Regions from separate parts of the Homo sapiens genome. Here region 1 is linked to region 2. The links are chromatin loops, found by intact Hi-C in ENCODE. Cell type or tissue: dorsolateral prefrontal cortex. All regions are shown on one strand. Links, peaks and the distances in the headings refer to the core of each region. The heading gives the core; the rest is flanking DNA.

Region 1 (2,909 bases), core at 237-2,736, 120 kb after region 2:
GGATTACGGATGTAGAATTAAGGATGTGAGCCACTGCAAAGGCTGCCTCCTTCAAATCTCACACTCCTCCTGTCACTTGACTTTACTGAGTACAGGCTGAGCAGCAGGAGTGGGGAAGGTGAAGCTGTACTGTATTCTCTTCCTCTGCATTCTCCGACACTCCAAGTCCCATGTTTGTGTGAAGCTCCCAGGGCTTCACAGTTAGGAAAAAGACCAAAATCACACACATACCCAGAAAGGGGCTGCATCTGACACTCCTGGTGGGGACAAGGGAAACACCCTCCCTGTGGGAGGACAGAGCTGCTTATGTGGCACTGACCAAGGCAACAAATACTCCCACACAGCTGCCGCAGGGGCTACGTACCACAGCATGTCATTCAGGTCCTTGGACAGCATCCAAGCCAGCTCAAACATCACCATGGCTGACTGTAAGGAAGCAGAGAAGTCTAAGGCTCATGGGAGGGGCATGTGCTGGGGCTGGGCCATGCAGCCAGACTGGACTTGAGCCAGAAGGGCCCTGGCAAACCCCTGCGGATGGAGGGTCTACCTGGCCAGGGCATGTGGGTGGATTCCAGCCCGACATGTGGGATGAGTACACGCTAAACTGAGAAGAGGAAGACTGAAAGTAACTCCTTTGCTACCTAAAATCATTACTGTCTGTATATTTTATCCTGTAGCAAGGGAAGAATTCACTTGGTAGGGGCAGCCCGGGTGCAGCACTGGCTGGGGCCTCTTTGTATCTCCCTGTGTTCCTCAGTGATGCCCAAGGCAGGCACTGAATCCCAAAGGCCAGGAGACCCCATCATTTGCCTGGCTCTGCATCCGCACACTCCTCCTGCTTGGCTGGCGTCCTCAAACACATTCCCAGGAAGGCCAGGTGAGGCAGAGCCCTGGGTCCAATTATTTGAATATTAAAGAGGGAGGGGCCTCAGCACCTCTCTTTCCAACAGGGCTGTCCACATCGGAGCATTTAACTCCCATAAGCAGAGGGTCTCTATTTGGTAAAAGACCTTGAGGAAGACTGGTGTCTGACCAGAAGACCCTAAGATCCCCTTTGCCGTGAGATGCGGGCTTCCTCCAGGGAGAGAATTTCCAAGGGAACTGGCCCCATATATCTGGAGGGAGTTATCTTCTCTAAGTGAGCATCAGCACCCTCCCCACCAACTGTTTAGAATTTTCCATTAGCAAGGACTGAGCAGAGACAGCAAAAGGATGATCCTTCAAAGGACAATGGAACCTTGACAATAAAAGGGACACTGGAAATACGGTGCTTAGAGTTCAAGGTCCCAGTATTAAATTCTAAGACTAAATACAGGATGTTTTATTGAAACTTATTTTCTAGGGCTCCTTAAGGCCTTGAGCTCTGCTCAACACTATTGACATAGTAGGTTTTCTACACTAAATTCTGTTTTGTAAAAGACACACACTGATGGGCCATTATAAGTCTATAGCGTTTTATCTTCTCGCACAGAGACTGGTACAAACTCATTCTGTGTTTTTGATGAACAAAAATAAACGCTGCTCTTCTTTGATCACCTATTGGGTGCAAACGACCATTTTAATAATTACCTCTGAAATGAGGATTATTCTCTTTACAGAGGAGGAGATGTTTAAGGCTCAGAGAGCTTGCAACACCTGCCCAAGGTCACACAGGGGGAAGACATGGAGCTCAGATTCAAACCAGGCTTTTGTGGCTCTAAAATCTACGTTTCTTCTTCACATTTGAGGACACTGACCCCTGGAGTCAGAACTTTATAGTGAGTTCCACCTATTCATACTTACCGATGTCCCATGATATTCATACTGCTCGTAGTCAAAGAGGATGTCTCTTCTGTAATGACATAAAATGCAGGTCTTCAACAGGAAGTAGCAGTACAGGAAGCCAAATATTTTGGAAAAATGCTAAACTTGACAGTATTCAATGAAATGCAAATTAAATCATGGTACTATTTGTTTTCACATATTGACTCTTGGTTTTTTCTTTTTTGTTGAGACAGGTTCTTGCTATGTCTCCCAGGCTGAAGTGCAGTGGTGTGATCACAGCTCACTGCAGCCTTGACATCCTGGGCTCAAGTGATCCTCCTAACTCAGCCTCCTAAGTAGATGGGGCTACAGGCATGTGCCACTACACCCAGCTAATTTTAAAAAAATTTTTTAATAGAGACAAAGTCTCACTATGTTGTCCAGGTTGGTCTCAAACTCCTGGGCTCAAGCAGTCCTTCCACCTTGGCTTCCCAAAGTATTGGGATTATAGGCATGAGCCACAACACCTGGCCACTTATTGACTCTTTAGCAGAATGTATATGTGTAACGTTGGGAAATTAACACAAACTGCCAGTGGCAATGTATGATGTAAAGTGGTATAGTTCAGAATTCCATTTCAGAGAAATTGTCCCATAATTACAATTCAAAGGAAAAAGCAAGACAAAACTTGCTGTGTGCACAAAGTAATTCACTGAAGCCTTATTTATAATGGCAAAATATTGGAAGTAACCTACATTTCAAAAAGAAGGGAAACTGCCAATTAAGTACTAGGCTGTTTAGAAAGCCTGTTCAGAACTATTTTAAATGGTTATATTAAGTAGAAAGATGCAAAATCAGATGTATCATGTAAAATATGCACAAGTATGTATAACCCAGGAATAGAAACCCAAACCCAGAATCTCTTTTAATTAGGCAGTGTGATTATGGATTATTTTCACTTTTCTTTCCTTATGCTTCCTGAAATGGTTTTATATTATCCTTTTTTGGTTTGTTTTTAGAGACAAGGTCTCGCTCTGTCACCCAGGCTGGAGTGCAATGGCACAATCATAGTTCACTGCAGCCTTGAACTCTCCTGGATTCTCCTGCCTGGGCCTCCCAAAGTGTTGGGAATACAGGCATGAGCCACCACACCTGTCTTACGTTGT
Region 2 (2,909 bases), core at 161-2,660:
TCATACTTTCTATATTTCAATGTTAGAGAGAAGAAAAAGCACTATTTAGCTGGGAACAATGGCTCACACCTGTCATCCCAGCACTTTGGGAGGCTGAGGCAGGAGGATCAGCTGAGCCTAGGAGGTCAAAGCTGCAGTGAGCTAGGATTGAAACTCTGCACCCCAGCCTGAGTGACTGAAAGTGAGACCCTGTCTATTAAGAAAAGAAAAGAAAAAAAGGCTGGGCATGGTGGCTCATGCCTGTAATCCCAGCACTTTGGGAGGCTGAGGTGGGTGGATCACCTGAGGTCAGGAGTTCAAGACCATCCTGCCCAACATGGTGAAACCCCATCTCTACTAAAAATACAAAAATTAGCTGGGCGTGGTGGTGCATGCCTGTAATCCCAGCTACTCAGGAGGCTGAGGCAGGAGAATCGCTTGAACCCAGGAGGCGGAGGATGCAGTGAGCCAGGATCGTGCCACTGCACTCCAGCCTGGGTGACAGAGCGAGACTCCATCTCAAAAAGAAAAATAAAAAAGAAAGAGAAAGAAAGAAAATATGATTTATCTGCCCTGTCACCAAGAAAAAAAAAGAAAGAGAGAGAGAAAGAAAGAAAGAAAGAAAGAAAGAAGGAAAGAAAATACGATTTATCTGCCCTGCCATCAATTTGTCACTTTGAGAAAGAAAACAAGAAAAGGTTCTTGCCACAACAGACATACAAAGCATAATCTGCCGGTTTGGGAGGAAAGAGCCTTTTCCAGGGACTTTCTAGAAAGGCCTCTCTTGTTACCTGGCCTGTCAAGGTGTGTGGGGGCGGGAAATGCCGCTCTGCACCGACCCTGGCGCGGCCTGGAGCTACTGGCCCGGGACCTGGAATGGAGCAGGATTCCCACGTGCCCTTCGCGGGCTGTGCAAAGGGCGGCCAGGCAACCGCAGGAGACAGTCTCTCTAACGAGTAGAAACTTTTCTTACTTTTAGCAAACCAGCAATGCTTACTCTCTCAAATGGGGTCTTCTCTTTTAGAATCAACATTAGAACCTGACTCTGCCCCCCATGACATAGGCCCCAAAGAAAGACATCCAGGAACCAGCGTTCCTACGCTATGCTCCCTTTCCTTCAGGTGAGGGCATCGGCTTTAGCAATCTCAGGGACAACACTCACTTTTGCATGAAGAACTTTCATAAACTCCACACCTGAGTTTCAGGCTGGAAAGAAATCAAGAAAAGCCAGTGAAATTTGATCACAGAACGCCCCAGCTCAGCAATGCATCACCAGAAGTAATAGAACCTCCTGCAGGGTTCTGACCCCCTCCCTCCCCCTGCCAACACGTTTTTAACAAAAGCCAGACCGCAGGGACTACATCAAACCTTAACACTTCTGCTCATCAGAGGACTCAGTCAACAGAGTAATGGCAACTGACAGAATGAGAAAAAATATTGGCAAATCATACATCTGACGAGGATCAACAGCCACAACATAGAAAGAACTCTTGGCTGGGCACGGTGGCTCACGCCTGTAATCCCAGCACTTTGGAAGGCCGAAGAGGGTGGATCACCTGAGGTCAGGAGTTCGAGAACAGCCTGGCCAACATGGTGAAAACCCATTTCTACCAAAAATACAAAAATTAGCTGAGCGTGGTGGTGCGCGCCTGTAATCCCAGCTACCAGGGAGCCTGAAGCTGGAGAAACGCTTGAACCCGGGAGGCAGAGATTGCAGTGAGTTGAGATCGCGCCACAGTACTCCAGCCTGGATGTGAGAAACAAACTCACTCATCCAAACCCAAAGAATGGACTCAGAGACCCAGAGAACAGCCAAAGTGAGACTTTTAATGACGATCTTGCCTGATAGGCAGGCACAGCCAGCACAGTTTCAATAGGCAATGTATCCCCTAGTGTGCAGGTCCCTCCCCCAGTTCCTCATAAAGTGAGTACTATGGGGCTACAACCTTCCCGGACATCGCCTACTGATTGTTCTGATTGTTAGGTAGGGCCTGTAGGTGTTTTTTTTTTTTTTTTTTTACAGTTATCTTGCTGCATTTTGTTGCAGCCCACAATGCATTGCAATCCTAGTTAGCTCAGGGGTTCTCCAAGTTTTTGACTTGTGACCTAAGTAGCTGGGCAGGCTGAAAAGAACAGACAAAGCGAGCTATTTTGAAGACTAGTAAGCTTTCGTCTTAGACTGAATTTCTTTGGTTCAGGTGAAGGCAACTAAGGGTGGGGAGGGTGGGGGTGCGGGGCGTGGCAAGAAGAGAGGGAAGGGGAAGGCCGACAAGCAGTCATTGGCTATCCAAGCAGGGGCCTGGTATATCCTGTTTCTTCTGTAGTTTGCTGACCTAAGCCAATTCAATGCACTTTGTCTTGGAAATAGACCACTGTATACATTATTTCCTTCATGGGTGACAGAGCAAAACTCTGTCTCAAGAAAAAAAAAACAACAACACACAACAACAACAAAAACTTTTAAAACTCAACAACAACAAAATCAAATAATCCAATCTAAAAATAAGTGAAAGCCTGGGAGTGGTGGCTCATGTCTGTAATCCCAGCACTTTGCCAGCACTTTGGGAGGCTGAGGTGGAAGGATCCCTTGAGGTCAGGAGTTCGAGACCACGCTGGGCAACATAGTGAGACACTGTCTCTACAAAAAATAAGAAAAAATGAAATTAGCTGGGCATAGTGGCGCATGTCTGTAATCTCATCTGCTTGGAAGGCTGAGGCAGGAGAATCACTTGAACCCAGGAGGCAGAGGTTGCAGTGAGCTGGGATCGTGCCACTGCACTCCAGCCTGAGTGACAGAGTGAGACTCTGTCTCAAAAAAAAAATCAAGATGGTAAATTGTATAATATGTGTTTTTACCACAATAAAATCAAACCACAGCGACTGATGACCCTATTCATTTCAATGCTCATATCGTATCTGAACAGTATCTA

The links. A loop is a pair of places that touch in the nucleus more often than their neighbours do. Peaks named below come from ENCODE experiments on the same cell type or tissue, not always from the same donor. Only the 100,000 strongest peaks of a DNase experiment are listed, where the experiment ranks them.
Region 1: a loop joins it to region 2, with 4 times the contacts of the local background. A loop is called at or near these places in 20 of 110 quality-filtered maps.

Annotation. Positions count from the first base shown.
Region 1 is chr22:19,494,903-19,497,811 of GRCh38, reverse strand. It overlaps CDC45 (cell division cycle 45), which reads right to left. Exons shown (of 19, transcript NM_003504.5): 7 at 1,783-1,831; 8 at 365-426. Among named protein-coding and RNA genes, the nearest start is that of CDC45, 16 kb to the right of the region's middle. In dorsolateral prefrontal cortex, for the core only: a CTCF peak has its summit at 1,720 (motif pointing left); no DNase peak of the experiment used is centred there.
Region 2 is chr22:19,615,736-19,618,644 of GRCh38, reverse strand. No RefSeq gene overlaps it. Among named protein-coding and RNA genes, the nearest start is that of LINC00895, 50 kb to the right of the region's middle. RefSeq lists enhancers at 335-913, 914-1,493. In dorsolateral prefrontal cortex, for the core only: no CTCF peak of the experiment used is centred there; no DNase peak of the experiment used is centred there.